Linked DNA regions of Homo sapiens: all the other regions are linked to region 3. The links are chromatin contacts, found by Hi-C in ENCODE. All regions are on one chromosome and are shown on one strand. The core of a region is the stretch at or near the end of the contact, and the rest is flanking DNA. Distances in the headings are between cores, read along the strand shown. Region 1 overlaps SYK (spleen associated tyrosine kinase). Region 2 overlaps SEMA4D (semaphorin 4D). Region 3 has its middle 66 kb from the start of MIR4290HG.

Region 1 (2,700 bases), core at 15-2,514, 750 kb before region 3:
CTTCCCTTCGTGCAGCAGGCACAGGGCGTAGGAGCCGTTGTTGTCTCTGGCTCGGATCCTAGAAGAGAGGATGGAACTGCATCATCCCCAGGCCCGCCAGTCTCCAGGTGGGACCCTGGGAGGAAGCACCCTGGCCTGAATGGTCAGCAGCCGCTCTCTGGGGCCTGTCACCTGGCAAGGCAGCTGGAGGGCAGAGTTTGGAGCCTCAGGGTCAAGGGCTTTACCCAACCCAGGAAGGCCCAGTTTACCACTCAGGGATGATGCCAGTGGGCAAGCTTGCAACAAGGAAATGCTAGCAGGTTGGTGATGAATGGACCATGGCTAAGCTCTAGCAGGGCCCAGGAGCTCTGGGCAGTGGTCAGGAGAGCCTGGTGCTCAGTAGCAGTGACGCTTCTCAGGGTGATGAGCACAGGGGCACCACGGGCCCTGATTATCTGTGGAGCACTGTGGACTCACCTTTCTTCACCAGGGCCTGCATTTGGGTTAGATCCAAGATGGACAGCTCTACCACCTAGCTTGGAGTGTGGGTGGGGGTGTTTGGTGGGCATTTTAACCAGCCATCTTCTGGACCAGAGATGGAGGGTTATGGAAGCCTCCATCCCCCGGGCCTTCCTCAGTCCCTCCCATGCTCCCACTGCAGGAAAGGGAGGCAGGGCTGGACTTCCACTCTCCCACTGCAGGAAAGGGAGGCAGGGCTGGACTTCCACTCTCCCACTGCAGGAAAGGGAGGCAGGGCTGGACTTCCAAGCTCCCAATGCAGGAAAGGGAGGCAGGGCTGGACTTCAAACAGTTTCAAATGATGATATTGTCGGGTAACACCCCCAGGAGAAGAAAATGACATCCACTGTGGGGTGAAGAGACAGAGGTGAAACCAGAGCTGTGCTGGCCGTGCTGAGCAGCCAAGGCTCTGTCTTCATGGTAATGCTGGGCGACCCTCAGAACAACCCCCTGCCCTGGGTCCTGGTGAACAGAAACACAGGAGTCTGATGCCAGGCAGGGAACAACACCCCCACTGCAGTGCATGCCACGTAAGGCTTATGACTCATGGGGAGGTGAGAGATCCCCTGGAAGACCTGTGGGACTTGGGGAGTTCGAGGTCCCAGTGGAGGCTGAAAAGGCACGAAATGGGTGCGAATCCCCCAGTTTAGCTTCGTAGTCACACACACTGCCCCATTCTCCCCTCTCCACAGCTGCAGCCCTTTGGTTCATGAGATCTTAGGTTCTGAGGGTGAGTCATGAAGTCCCAGGAAGCCTCTTTGGCCCCTGCATTTTCTAAAATGAGGAAGCTGAGGTCCAAAATTGTTAAGCCACGTGCCCAAATGCACTGTACTTGGGGCAGAGTTCAAGTGTGCCCAACTGCCTTGGGACGTCTGGGTACTGGGGAAATTTCTGATGCCTCCTCCTGGTTGCAAGAAGTCAGATACACGACCACAGGGAGAGTTGAGATGGCCTTCAGAACTGGACATGGCCATGCTTTCCTGTCCCTTGCCATGGAGACTTATCTCAAAAAGCTAACCCAAGACTTGAAAGCTGAACGATGGCATGGGAGGAGTGAAATTCAGAATAAGTGTCTTTTCTAGCGGTGCTTGGCCATGCACAGCACCCCACAGCTCAGGGCAGCTGGCCAGGGTACAGGACACATATCTAGGTTCTCTGTGGCCTCAGCAGGTGGCTGTGCTGAAACCTCCCCACTGTGAGAACAACCTCTTCTTCCCAAACCAACCGAGTTGCCAGCGCCCAAGGTGTGAGCTCCCTTTTCACAGCCACATGGCCGACTACAGCCAGCAGTTGGTGACTGTTAAATACAACACAACACAACACAACAAAAAACCACATGGTAATCTTTTCATATAAAGAGAGAACTGAGTCTGTTTTATAGGGAAAGTATCTTATAAAGTGAGACTATTTATGTTTATTCTATACATATCAGTGGCTTATAGTTTGAGGGTATAGAGAGCTATCCAAATACTACAGCAGTAAGAGTGGATGCATATGCCTATAAAAGTTGGCCTTGAAAGAATGGTGACAATATGTCACTCCAAAGTATTTCCTATAATTTAATCTTTTACGTCTGTGACCTCAAGGTCATGGAGATAATACATGGGATCTGAACCAGGTGCAGTGGCACACATCTGTAATCCTAGCACTTTGGGAGGCCAAGGCAGGAGGATTACTTGAGCCCAGGAGGTGAAAGCTGCAGTGAGCCAAGACTGCACCATGGCACTCCAGCCTGGGCAACAGAGTGAGACGCCATCTCTCCAGAAAAAAAGATAGTAGTAATAAATGGGATCTGAACTCTGGTTTCTGAATCCATGTCCAATCTGCTGTACTCCATCTTACCCTATGTCTTGATTGACATTTTCTTGTTAAAAACTGAGACAGACAAGCACAGGTTTCCCTGAGAGATGATGCCATCAACCTCATTAGGCATCTGGCAAACATGAATGAAGACCCCAGGGAAGTACCATTCCACGCTCTTCAGACTGGTGGAAGTTAGAAAGATCATTCTAAGTGCTACTGAGAGTGGGGAGCAGCAAGGCCCCTCCTACGTTGCTTGTGGGAGCATAAATGGGCTCACCCACTTTGGAAAACAATTTGGAACAGTCTCCTGAAACTGAACTTATTCATTCACAGACCTCGTGAATGAGCAATTCCACCCCTAGGTGTATGAAATGTGTGCACTATGCACCCCAAGGCTAC
Region 2 (2,700 bases), core at 85-2,584, 690 kb after region 3:
TTGCTTCATCCCACTTGTCTTCTCTGTGTGCTGAAGAACACCAGGTCCCTGCTTAGGGAGTACGCCCAGAAGGCGAGGTCATGTCTGCAGGATGGAGGCCAGATGAAGGCGCTGCCAGTGGCTCTGTCCTTCTGCCATCAGCGACCACTAAATACCTGTTCGCAAGGCCTGGGCGTTGGAGCCCCACACTCTCCTGCACTAGAGGGGGTGCACCAGGAGAGGATGTGAAGGCCATGAGAGGGAAATGCTTCTCTCTCCTAATTAATTTCATTGCTTTTTGATGAACAGGCCATTGGATTCTTTTTACCTGTGCTGTCAGGAGTTGGGAGATATGAGTTAAAACAGCATGATGAGTAATTACATGAGAAGTGTGGGTTTGCATTTTTAAGCCAGGTAACTCATAACTGTGGGGTTGCACGCTGAGAAAGAAGAAACAAACCGTGTATGTGTAGGGTGAAGGCAACGCGGGGTTGGGGCCTGGGCAATTCACTAAGAAAGGAAGTGTGTTCCCACTCAGGAACCTTGGGGCTGGCAGCTGTTTTTGGAGGCTAGATATGAACCCCCAGCTGGGAGGCAGGACACAAGGATGCTGGTGTTCAGGTGGAGTTGTTGGAGGCAATTGAGATGAGAACCCAGACCTGCTGACATTTGTTGTTGGATGCCACAAAATTACCGTGAATATGATACGTGTCTTAAACCACAGGATGAGCAGTTCTGGGTCTTTATTAAAGTGACAAAGGCTTATTTCATTTCTAAAAAATAGAAGTTTTTCAGGTGTTTTTTTGTTTTTTTTGAGACGGAGTCTTTTTCTGTCACCCAGGTCAGAGTGCAATGGCGCGATCTTGGCTCACTCCAACCTCCACCTCCTGAGTTCAAGCGATTCTCCTGCCTCAGCCTCCCAAGTAGCTGGGATGACAGGTGCGCACCACCACACCCAGCTAATTTTTGTATTTTTTTTTGATAGAGACGGGGTTTTGCCTTGTTGGTCAAGCTGGTCTTGAACTCCTGACCTCAAGTGATCCACCCGCCTCGGCCTCCTAAAGTGTTGGGATTACAGGCGTGAGCCACAGTGCCTGGCCAGTTTTTTAGTTTTAAAATCCGTGATATTCACATTATTTACCTAAGCCTCTTATTTATGTATGAATCTCTGCCTTTGTTGCCTTCAACTGTTTTTTGGCACAGTCTCTGGGCGGCCACTGTCCCCTCTCCCTCCCGTGTGACAGGAAGGCCTCGTGGAAACAAGTGATGTGGCACTTTGCAGGTGCCCACAGTAGCGTGGACTTTCCCTCTTTGCTTGTCCAGCAGTTGTGCCCAAATGCTCAGCCCTGCCCCAGGAGTTTCAACAGGAAATGTCGGTGTCAGGTCCTGGGTGGATGTGGCCTTTTCCAGGATTCTCATAGCTGCTCATGTGAACCTACTTTTGCTTATAAAATTGGCCGTAAGAGCCATCCACTGCTGGAGGGAAGACCCCAGTATCAGTCTCTGGAAGCTCCACTACGGTGGGGCCTGATGAATCGTGATCGTTTCTGATCACTGCCCTCGCGGTTCATTTGCTAACCTCAGGTGCCTGCTCAGGGTTCAGAGGATGTGTCGGCCCCGAGGGGTGGGGGGACCGGATGTTGTGTGCCTGGATGGCCGTGTCTAAGGTTCTGCTTCCTGGGGAGGGGTGTACAGGGCGTCTGTAGAGGAGGGAGCCGTCCAGTGAGGGGCCTGGGTGGGAGGGACGGGGGCTCCTGTAGAGGAGGGAGAGCCGCCTCCTTCCCAGCTGGCTTCAAAAAAAGAGCCGTGATCATATAAGCTCTGAAAGCAAAAGGCAAACAAAAAAGAAACCCTCCTCACCACAGAATATGCTGGAGTCTGATTCCAAGGTTTAACAATTACGTGGCTCCTGTGTTAATAGAATCATGGAGGGATCAGCGTCGGCTCCTGAGCGTCTGCAGTCCTGCACGTGGCTCTGGTTTTGCGATTCTGATTCTCTTGATCTAATTGTTGGTGCTGCTACTGCACCCCACGATCCCTGTCTTGAGACTGATCTCCCACACTGCAAAGGAGTGACAGCCATGCTATGGAACCTTGCCACACCACGGTGGACACCGTTCTGTTTGGCTGAAAACCAGCCATCCAAAAATAAAGGAAGATGAACAGCTCTTTAGTGCTTGTAATTATGCCATATGTGTTTCTGCTTTTTCCTTCTTTGCCTCATGAAGATGAATTTTAAAGGATACATATCTGGAGCTAATAGACAATTAGATAGTACTTTTTTGGTTCACAGACTCTGCTAACTGGAATGGCTTATTGTGCAAGAAAGTACACCTGGTCGGGTCCTGGGGCTCATCTCTAGCACCAGGTAACGGGCTGGGCTGCCCTTCCCCTCTGTTCGTGGGTGGGTGGTTGCACAGCTCCTCCCTCCTGTCTGCCCCAGTGCTGTCTTCCCCAGCACATGCAAGCCAAGCTGATCCTGCGTCTAAGGAAGTCTAGAAGGTTTAAACTCACAATAATTTGTTTTCAGTGCCTTTCTAGGAGTGTTGCTGAGTTTAAGTGGATGCACAGTTTAAGGGCTTAAATAGCCTTGTTTCCCATTATTTTCACAGCAAAGATTTCTGAAGACGTCTTTCTAGAAATGACTGGAAAGTTTCAAGAGGCATAAGATACAGGTAAAACCACTTTATTCATGATCTGTAATTTCAGTTGAGCAGAGTT
Region 3 (2,700 bases), core at 174-2,673:
AGCCATAGGGGGCCAGGGCAAAAGACCCGGAATGTCTCCTCTGTGTCCCTGGAGATTTTATTCTTGGTAAGTACACACACTTGCATAGTAATTACCCTTACTAAGTTGAAAGACGAGTTTGCTCAACTGGATACAGTCTCTGATGACAATTTTCTTGGATGTCTTCCCTCTCTAATAGCCATAGGACTCTATTTTCTTTCTGGCATTCAAGTTCCTTTGATGTGTCTAAATGCAGCCTGTTTCCTCCAACCAGCCTGTGTTTATGCTGGAAATACAGATCTGGGGGACATGGGGGTTGGGGCTGACATTTGCTGTGTCCAGGATCCTGGTCCCATATGCTGCAGTGTGAAGTTTTCACAAAGACAGTGGCTTCCCTAGATGGACTTCCTGCCTGAGCAAAAACGGGTCATCATCAATAACAACAATAAAAATCAGCAAAGTAGTCATATACACATAACAGTTTTCCTGAGTAGAAGATCAGTTGGAAGAAGGACAAGCAAAGACTCTCCTGGGAGTGGGTTTTTTATACACAAACCAACCAACCCAGAGTCCATGTTCCAAGGGCTGAGTCACTGCAGTAGGTTGTTGTAATTGTCCAGTGAGAGAGAGCGTAGCCTCTAGTGGAATGGCAGGCCTAGGAAAGAGAGGCAGGGAAACCAATGCCAAAGGGTTTAGGAGGTGTCTGCATGGAAGAGTGCAACTAGTGGGCACGTGGAAATGAGAACGACAAGGAGGAAGAGGAAGAAAGGATGATTACTAAAAGTCTTGCTTAATTAGGTAGTGCTGTTTCTAACCAAACTAGAGACTATGGAGAAAGAAGCAAGTTTAAAGAAATAAAAAAAAAATTAAGTTTTGGACGTAGGTATCTGTGTTAAAACCAAATGGTTATGTCTAGTAAGCTATCTGAATTATGAAATATGCATAAATATCCACACTTTGGCTGGAGATTAAATTTGGAAATATCCCATGGTAACTGAAATCCTGGCTGTGTACAAAGTCCCAGAGTCTGAAATGAGAAAAGAAGAAAGCAAAAGGTATTCACACTGACAGCTCTGTTGTCAAATGGAACTCTGTTATTACAGCTCCTTGGCTGAGTATAGAGATGTTCATGTTAACTGGAAAAAAAATAACATGTTAACTGGAAAAAATAAGTATGGTGTATCAGACTAGCCAGTGCTATCACGGAAATCTTTGTCATGTTGGTTGAGAATGAAGTTATTCTTACTTCAAGAGAAACAGAGGCCTGAGGAGCACTACTTTTAAATTTGTTTTCTAGGAGACCCATGCTATGTTGCTAATAAACAGTTTTGTTTTGACAGCTTCCATTTGCTATAAATATAGTTCCAAGGACAGTGTCCAATATTTCCTGATTCGAATCCAGCCTGAGCAGGTGTGTTCACTGCATGAGTCATGCCATTAGCTGCCAGGACTGTGACTTGGCCACAAAGGCACTTAACGGAATAAAAGCAAGCTGGGAAGAGAACAAGGCTTCTGGGATCACCGTTGCTTGGAATTTGGAGAGTCTCTGATAGGTTTGCTTCTTTCTTTTCATTACTGTTAAAAGCAATAGCACCAACCAGGGTTCCAAGGAGAATTTCTACATTAATAGATAAATATTTGATCAAACACAAGACCTTTCTTATTCCCTTTTTAATTCATAGTGTTACTGCATTTGCACTGATATGCTGCTCATGCTAGTTATGCCACTCAAAATACCCACTTTACCAAAAGTAGGTAACTTCCTCAGAGGAAGCTCTTTTTTTTTTTTTTTTTTTTTGAGACAGAGTCTTGCTCTGTCGCCCAGGCTGGAGTGCAGTGGCACGATCTCGGCTCACTGCAAGCTCCGCTTCCCAGGTTCACGTCATTCTCCTGCCTCAGCCTCCCGATTAGCTGGGACTACAGGCGCCTGCCACCACGCCTGGCTAATTTTTTGTATTTTTAGTAGAAATGGGTTTTTACCATGTTAGCCAGATGGTCTCGATCTCCTGACCTCGTGATCCGCCCACCTCGGCCTCCCAAAGTGCTGGGATTACAGGCATGAGCCACCACGCCTGGCTCAGAGGAAGCTCTTTAATGAAGAAGTAACATATTAAATATAACTACATTAAGAACCTTTCACTTTATTCTACATAAATATACTCACAATTTAATTAGTCATTGAAATGAGGAAGTCACATGCAATGCATTTCAGTTGAAGGTGTCTGTCTTAAAAGAGTGATGTAAGGGGGTCTTATAGTACCTTTATGGATGACAGCAGTGTCTGGGACTAAGGTCACAGAAGTGAAGATCTGAGCCCACGTTCAACAATCTTATAAATTACAAAGGAATGTTTAGACACAAAATCTAGACAGTGAAAACAGAGATGCTGCAGTAGCAGGCCTAGAAGAGAAGGAGGAATTTGCAGTCCTTTTTCAAATCACCTTTTCATAAATGAAAACAAACTCATACAACAACAAAATAGGGCATGCATTCTGATTCAGGATGCTGTTTTAAAGTTCTGTTCAGCAGTTTACATGGACTTTGATATCATAACACTCTGATTCAAGTGCTAAATATAAATAGGGTAAATATTTCTTGGCTTCCAGTGGGGTAATGGTAAACCCAAATTAGAGGCAGCACCACGGTAAAGAGCTATGTTGGATGAAATCCTGAACCACATTTGTGGGAAGGACACAGGGCTGGCCCAGTGAAGTCACTCTT

The links. A loop is a pair of places that touch in the nucleus more often than their neighbours do. Pooled maps may share reads with other maps.
Region 1: a loop to region 3 is called in a map of posterior vena cava, with 5 times the contacts of the local background. The contact joins two enhancer-like sites. A Hi-C loop is called at or near these places in 1 of 168 maps with a recorded cell type or tissue (posterior vena cava) and 7 of 50 pooled maps.
Region 2: a loop to region 3 is called in a map of CD8-positive, alpha-beta T cell, with 4 times the contacts of the local background. The contact joins two enhancer-like sites. A Hi-C loop is called at or near these places in 1 of 168 maps with a recorded cell type or tissue (CD8-positive, alpha-beta T cell), 1 of 37 single-sample maps with no recorded cell type and 6 of 50 pooled maps.

What each region holds. Positions count from the first base shown.
Region 1 is chr9:90,859,564-90,862,263 of GRCh38, reverse strand. It overlaps SYK (spleen associated tyrosine kinase), which reads right to left. Exons shown (of 14, transcript NM_003177.7): 4 at 1-58. Among named protein-coding and RNA genes, the nearest start is that of SYK, 59 kb to the right of the region's middle. Within about 2 kb of position 1,264, at least 3 of the 41 ENCODE cell types and tissues checked have a DNase peak (open chromatin) inside an H3K27ac peak, as active enhancers do.
Region 2 is chr9:89,418,010-89,420,709 of GRCh38, reverse strand. All of the region lies in intron 2 of SEMA4D (semaphorin 4D), which reads left to right. Among named protein-coding and RNA genes, the nearest start is that of SEMA4D, 79 kb to the left of the region's middle. RefSeq lists an enhancer at 1-120. Within about 2 kb of position 1,334, at least 7 of the 41 ENCODE cell types and tissues checked have a DNase peak (open chromatin) inside an H3K27ac peak, as active enhancers do.
Region 3 is chr9:90,105,939-90,108,638 of GRCh38, reverse strand. No RefSeq gene overlaps it. Among named protein-coding and RNA genes, the nearest start is that of MIR4290HG, 66 kb to the right of the region's middle. Within about 2 kb of position 1,423, at least 8 of the 41 ENCODE cell types and tissues checked have a DNase peak (open chromatin) inside an H3K27ac peak, as active enhancers do.